2 separate regions of the Homo sapiens genome follow, and region 1 is linked to region 2. A link is a contact called in ENCODE Hi-C data. All regions are on one chromosome and are shown on one strand. Each heading gives the region's core, a stretch centred on a gene start or an enhancer-like site at or near the end of the contact. The rest is flanking DNA. Distances are from core to core; before and after follow the strand shown. Region 1 has its middle 53 kb from the start of LINC02606. Region 2 overlaps SPSB1 (splA/ryanodine receptor domain and SOCS box containing 1).

Region 1 (3,563 bases), core at 227-2,726, 37 kb before region 2:
CTTGGCTGGAAGGTGTCATTATTCCCACTTGAAGGCAGGGGAAATTGAGGCTCCCTAGTCCAGGGTCCTGGGACCAGCAGTGGCTGGTGTCCTGAGTCCAAACCCCAGATCACCTGGGCCCTGGCCTGCATTTCTGTGCACTCCTGCAGCCTTCACCCCTGCAGCAGGCCAGCCTGGGAGCTTGCTAAGTTCCACCACCATTTCTGGGCTCTTCGGAGAGGGCGTCCTGCTCATGATCTCCTCTCTTTCTGATTCTCAGAAGGATTCAGAAGCAAAAAAAGGGAGCCGGGGCTGGGGCTGGGTAGTGCAGAAAGAGTTCCTTAGGGCTGCCAAAAACACAGGCTGGAGGGGTCTTCTTTGGCCCCAAAGGGAGGCAGGGTGCACGCCCCCTACACCCCGTCCTGCAGCCACTGGCTCGCTGCTCAGATCGGGGCCCTCTGAGGTGTCTCCTGCGAGGGAGAGCCAAATTCGAGCACATAAGCAGAGGATGTTTTCCTTCCTAGTGGACAAAACATTTCTGGCGCTTTCGGGAGGGGACTGAACACTCTGTCCACTTTGGCGAGTTCGGGATTCCTGGACGGACACAAGTGTGCTTTCACATGCAACAAGATTAATGACACAACCTCCTCCCTCCTGGGCCTTGCCCGCCCCACCTCCCGCCCCACCCCCTTCCCTGGTTACCCGCTTTGCTCCCGAGCAAATCTTCTAAGACGTCCATTCCAAGTGGCCTCAGGAAGTGAACACTGAGTCATGTGCCTCTCGCCACAGGCCTCCCCAGAGTGAGGAGGGGCTGAGAAACACCCTCCAACTCCAAGTGAACCCCTATAGTCTCTCTCGGAGAAATCCCACCGACCCTGACAGGGTGGGTCTGGCCTGGACACAGTGGCCTCCATCCACAGGTTGGTTCCACTGGTGCCTGCCTGGAGCTTCCCTGGTTCACCGGGATTTCCAGAAGATTGGGATACTTCCAGAAGTCCCTAGTTGAACTGGGACTGAGTTCCCAGCCCTGGTCCCCTGTGACCTTCCATGGTCCAATTAAAGAGGCTGGCATCAGCCAAAGTGAAATGAGTGGGAGGGACCGGGATGGAAGAACCTGCCAGTCTGTGCCACACCTCCCAGGCCACGCTCAAGGGGTTGGGGACGGTCCTGCTATGGAGGATCTGCTCCAAGGGGTGCCTCATTGCAAAGCTGTCTGTGAAATTTCTGCCTCTCCCAGAGGGTCCTGTAGGGAGCTCAGACAGAACATTCCAGAGCATTCTTAGGGTGCCTGAAGGATGTACTGAAATCAGGGCCCCATCACCACCTCAGGAAGGTGGGATGCTTCGGAAACCAGGCACCCCCCTCCGCTGCACTCGAGGCAGAATAGGCTCGGGCTGAGCAGGAGGGATCAGGCTGCCGAGCAAAGGCCTGTGGGCCAGTGCCAGGACCCTGAACCCGCCGGGGCAAGCTGAACTCTGGCGGGAGGCAGGCTGCTAACCAGTAAGCAAGTTGTAAAAACCCAATTCAGACACAACATCTGGCAGCTGCTTCAAATAGTTCTCTGTCTGAAGTTGGAGTCGCTCGCAGCCCTCCTGTAAATCAAACCGTGTGCACAGAGGAGACCTGTGCCGATCCGAGGCACCCTGGCTTGGCTGGGCCCCCGCCGAGCCCCCAGTCTCCCTGGCTCTTTAAATAGCCTGGGGTTCACATTCCATTTCCTTGTACGATGAATTCAGAGCAGGCCTGGCCGCAGAAGCTGCAGGGATGCAAGCTTCATCCGTCTGTCTCAGTGAAAGATGGGGGGAGGCGATGCTTGGCACTTGGGGCATGATGTCTTGAGCTCAGCCCCTATTTCCAATGACTCCTGGGCAATGCCCACCCTTCGCAGGGCCCAGGACCCACTCACTGTAGCCTGTCAGAGGAGAGATCAAGAGAGTCCAAGTCCTCTATCCAACAAGTTTCTGGTCTGAGCCTGGTCCTGTGGCTTCTTCTGGCCCTTGGTACTCATCTCTTAGAACATCGACCAATTAATTCTAGAGCAAATCTGGTCTCAGGGGACTGGCTGCAAGAGGCCAGGACAGGAGGCAGATGGCATGTCACGAATAAGGATGGGAGTCATGGCCTGTTGGGCAGCACCCACCATCGGCCTGGTGCTGAGCTCTTTTCTACCTGCTTGGTTTCATCGGTCTTCATGGCCACTCCAGGAGTGGGTACTATTACGCACTCTGCCCTGAAGGTGTGTGTGGAGGGTTGCATGGTGGCTCCCCTAGTCAGTGGCATGGGGGTAAGAAGAATTTACCAAGACAATTGTAGGTAAAGAAAGGCAAATTTATTAGAGAAAATATGGAAATACGTTGCAAGGGTGCAGATCAGCAAGAGAGATGTTGATTGCAATGAGACAAAGGCTTGCTGGGATTTTACAGGATGGTGCTTGTGCCATGTGCTGAAGAGGGCTTTGTGAAGTACTTACATGCCAAGGTTGCAGTGAGCTAACATGTGTTTTCCTATCAGCTGAGGGTCTGGTGATAGTTGGGCACGGGAAGATTGAGAGTTATTTGTGCAGGAGGGCGCTGTGTCCTGGACCATGAAGAAAGGCAGATTTACAGCTTATCTGCTTTCTCATCTTGCTTCCCCTTGGTCCCGCCAGCCTGACTCCTTTTCCCTAATTAGGACTCCACAGGTATGTCTTGTCCTAATCCTGAAAACTGTGAATGTGACCTTATTTGGGGAAAGGGTTTTAGCAGATGTCACTGATTTAAGAATCTTGAGATGAGATCATCCCGGATTATCTGGGTGGGCCCTAAATCCAATGACACGTGTTCTTACAAGACAGACAGAGGCACAGAGGGGAGGAGGCCATGAGAAGATAGAGGCAGAGATTGGAGCCATGCAGCCACAAGCCACAAGCCATGCAGTCAGAAGCTGCGGGAAGCTGGAAGAGGCCAGGATGGATCTTCTTTTTTCTTTTTAAATCACATTTATTGTTATTATTATGATTATTTTGAGACAGAGTCTCACTCTGTTGCCCGGGCTGGAGTGCAGTGGTGCAGTCTCGGCTCACTGAAACCTCTGCCTCCCAGGTTCAAGTGATTCTTGTGCCTTAGCCTCCCGAATGGCTGGGATTACAGGCGCACGCCACCACACCTGGCTATTTTTTTGTATTTTTAGCTAAGTTTTTGTATTTTTAACAGAGACGAGGCTTCGCCATGTTGGCCAGGTTGGTCTCGAGCTCCCAGCCTCAAGTGATCCACCCAACTCGGCCTCCCAAAGTGCTGGGATTACAGGTGTGAGCCACTGCGCCTGGCCATAGGCCAGATCTTTTTCTAGAACTTCTGGAGGGAGTGCAGCCCTGCCCACGCCTTGATTTTGGACTTCCAGCCTCCACAGCTGGGACAGAATAAACGTGCATTGTTTTAAGTCACCCAGTGTGTGGTACTTGGTTATAGCAGCCCCAGGAAACAAATATAATTTTGAAACTAGGGATCAGAGGAGCTGCACGAGGCCACAGAGCTCTTAACCACCCAACTCTCTGTTAGCCCTGGTGACCAGACTGATTTTTAGAAAACTGGATCTGATAAACTGAG
Region 2 (3,429 bases), core at 753-3,252:
AATGGGCTAGTCCAGGCCAGCAATCAGGGCCCGAGGAGGAAGAGACAAGAACAGAGGCAGTTGCTTGTCCCAGCAGAGTCAGCCCAGTGTTGGAAATTGAAGCCCAGGACTGGCCTTTTGAGCTAGACCAGTCTTCTCCCCTTCCCACTCTGCCTCCCCGCACCGCAGCCAGGTACACAGGAGGACTACAAATGTGCGTTTCATGTGCTCGCCTTGCTGGGCAGAGCTGCTCCGCGACATCAGACAGGCTGCGTTGAGAAAGGTATTTCCTCTGCAAGCTGGACTTTCCATAAAATAAAAAACAGCAGCATGTTACCTTTGCAGGCAGAGGGGCGAGCAGGGGACGGGTGCATCCCACGCCCCTCGGTGGCAGGGAAGGCCGGCCACATCACAGCACAGGCGGCTCAGACCGCAGACCCAGGTGCTGCGGGGACCCTCCCCAGCCCCACAGGCTGCCATCTTCCCGCCAGGCGTGGAGTTTCCACAGCTGGAGGAGGACCAAGGTCCTCTCTGCCGAACACACTATTTCTAACATGGTCCCAAGTTTCCGTTCCCATATCAAAAGCGCCTCTTTTCTGCTGAGGCAGCAAGACCTGCCAACAAAACAAACCTCTGGGACCCACGTTTTCATAACACAACGCCTTGCCTTGACATGCACTACAGTGAATCACTGAGGTTTAATTGTATCGGCAGCTGGGCTGGTGGCAGGAATCCGTGTGAAAGTCAGACCGCGGGGCTCCGGCCAGTCCCCAAACACCAGTGTCCCTGCCTTCCCCCCCAGGCCCCTCCTCTGCTGATTGACAGCACCCCTTCTCTAGGCCCCCAAATGGAAAACCAGACAGGAGAGAAAGCCTGCCCAAGGAGAGTCTGTCTCCTCTCTTGAGAACAGTTCCTACAGGGGCGAGGGAACTGGTCACCCTGCGTGCCCTGCACCCGGTGACCCTAGGGCGGCCCACAGACCATCACCCAGGAGCTTGCTGGAAATGCAGAGTCTCGGGCTACTGCCCCTGAATGGCACTAGCCCCAGACCTCTGGGTGACCTGCATGCCCAGGTGGTTCAGGGCTGTCGGTGGGGGTCCTCCCGAGGTGGGGGGCTGGAGGAAACACACATCAGAAGGAAAAGGTGGAGGGGCTCCCATCCCTCTCCAAGCCAATCCTAAAATACAACTGACCTGAACCAGCCACATCTAGAGGCCGACCTGTGCCACGGAAGGAGCAGGCAGCTTCCCCTGTCCTGCCACCAGGTCCACAAGAATGGGGGGCAGGGCACATAAACAGGCTGCCGATCCCCTTGCCCAGACCCTGTAGAAGCCATCAGTCACTCGGGGTCTGGGAAGACAGAGGTCAGGGCGACCCTGCTGGAGGCCCCTCCCCTCCTCACAGGGTCCCTGCTCTCCACCTTCCAAGCCCCTGACAGGCCCTCTCAGCTTCTCCAAAGGTCCCTTAGACACCAGTGGCCACACCAGCCCTGCTAGTCCTTAAGAACCACATGAGTTATAACGATGTTCTTTTCACTTCAAACAACCCCATCTGACAGGAATCCCATCTGTGTGGGATCTTCCAGGGGCCCCTCCTCCACGGAGCCTTCCCTGGTTGGCCTCCACTGCAGCCGTCTCAGAGCACCTCTCCGTCGCCTCCAGACTCGCCCCGGAATTACCTGAGGACCCTGGGTCCTGCCAGAACCTGGCCTGGCGGTGAGTCACAGCCCTAAGTCCTAGCTGAAGTCCACGCCCCACCCGAGACCACCCACATGTGGCTGGCCAGTGAGCATTCTCAGGGTGTCCCAGATACCTACCGGGGGACCTGGAGTTCTCGAATATTCTAGGCAAGTGCCTGGGAAAAGACCCAGGAGAAAAGCCCCACAGGTCCTCACCGCTGGGGGGAGAATGACAGAAGAGGGGTGAGGGCAGGACCTCCGGAGCCCCCGCAGTAGGGTCCCCAGGCCTGCCTTGCCTGGGCTGGATCAGCCCTGGCCGGAGCAAGCTCCACCGTCTCCAAGGGGAAGCGGCCCTTGGTTACCACTGGCCTGGAGAACCAGAAGGCAAAACAAACACTGGAGGCCGCTCCCGGGCCCAGACTCGATCCTCACTGCTGGGAACAATTACAAGGTAATCGGCCGGGTTTTCCAGAGTCCTCCAGAATGGGGCCAGGGTGTCCACGCTCCTGTTCTGTGGCTGCTGCACCCTCCCCAAGACCCAAAGACCCCCTCATCCCATTCAGGAAAGCACAGCAGAGCAAGGCGGGAGCGCCCCCAGGAAGCTGGGGCGAAGGCAGAATCGTGGCCCACGCCACCCACGTTTCACAGCCACGAAGTCATATGGGGGAGGTGACGCCCCCTCAGACCTCAAAAGGCGGCACTGAAGACCCCAGCCCTGCCTGCAAGGCCAGACTCAAAGGTGAAGCCAGCACGATTCCCTTCCCAGACCCTTTTCCAGCTGTGACCAACTCTCTGGTTCCCAGGCAACTTGTCCTGAAATGAACAGAAACTCACCAGCAAAGAAGAAAGTATACTTCCTCCTGGGCGAGGCCGGAGCTGGCAAGAGAGTGGCCAGGGCAGCATCTGGCTGTGCCCCCTGTCCTCCCCAGCAAGTGCTGTCCTGGGTGGCCTTAGGTACACTGACCCCCACAAGTGCTGTCCTGGAGGGGCCTTAGGCGCAGCCAGGATAGCCTAGGCATGGATCCCCAACTGCCTCCTGTCACAGCACACCCAGAGCCCCCATACAGTCACGAACCTCCTCCCTGGGGACAGGGTCTCCCCTGGGCAGGGGCACCCCACAAAGGGGTCCTGGGGAGCCCACGGCCAGGGCCTTGGCTGTCTCCCAGGTCTCCATGAGCAGAAGCCTGAAGAAACGGGGTAGGGGAGAGCTGAGTGGCACCCCCCAACCGCCAACCTCCATGTCTCCAGGTCTGGGGGGAGGAGCGAGGGGACAGGGGACCTGCAGGGAGAGATGTTGGCCCCTCCCCCATCTGAGCACTCAATGTCTTCCAGGAACCAATTCAAACCTGCTCCCTCTTCCCTGCACCCCAGCTGAGGAGGTGGGGACATCTCCATCCCTGCCTTTTTTCAGAGACAGGCTGCTGACCTTGGCCAGAGCGTTGGCAGCAGACCCACGTCCCTTCCTCACCGGAAGAGCCACCAGGTCACTCTCTTAAGTTACCCCTCCCGCCCCTAAAGGTGCTCTTGGGTCTGTTTTTCCCCATGCTGATCTTCGGCTAGAGCAGCTGCCCTGGCTTCATGGGGCGTCCCAGGAGAGACAGAGACAGAGTGAGGGAGCAAGAGAACGAACGGAGGCAGGGAGCAGGGAGGTTCATCCTTACCAGCGGCTCTGCAGCCTCCACGGATATTGGCTCAGGGCCCCGGTGGCCAGGGAGTCCCCATCAGGAGGGTGGCCTGAGGCTCTGAGCGGATGCCACCCCCAGAGAGGCACC

The links. Hi-C counts contacts between places; a loop is a spot of excess contacts on that map. Pooled maps may share reads with other maps.
Region 1: a map of posterior cingulate gyrus shows a loop between it and region 2 (2.8-fold over the local background). The contact joins two enhancer-like sites. A Hi-C loop is called at or near these places in 3 of 168 maps with a recorded cell type or tissue (aorta, heart right ventricle and posterior cingulate gyrus) and 1 of 50 pooled maps.

Annotation. Positions count from the first base shown.
Region 1 is chr1:9,374,109-9,377,671 of GRCh38, reverse strand. No RefSeq gene overlaps it. Among named protein-coding and RNA genes, the nearest start is that of LINC02606, 53 kb to the left of the region's middle. Within about 2 kb of position 1,476, at least 16 of the 41 ENCODE cell types and tissues checked have a DNase peak (open chromatin) inside an H3K27ac peak, as active enhancers do; they include heart right ventricle, where a contact is called at or near this core.
Region 2 is chr1:9,337,633-9,341,061 of GRCh38, reverse strand. The region is part of intron 1 of SPSB1 (splA/ryanodine receptor domain and SOCS box containing 1); the gene reads right to left. Among named protein-coding and RNA genes, the nearest start is that of SPSB1, 46 kb to the right of the region's middle. Within about 2 kb of position 2,002, at least 16 of the 41 ENCODE cell types and tissues checked have a DNase peak (open chromatin) inside an H3K27ac peak, as active enhancers do; they include heart right ventricle, where a contact is called at or near this core.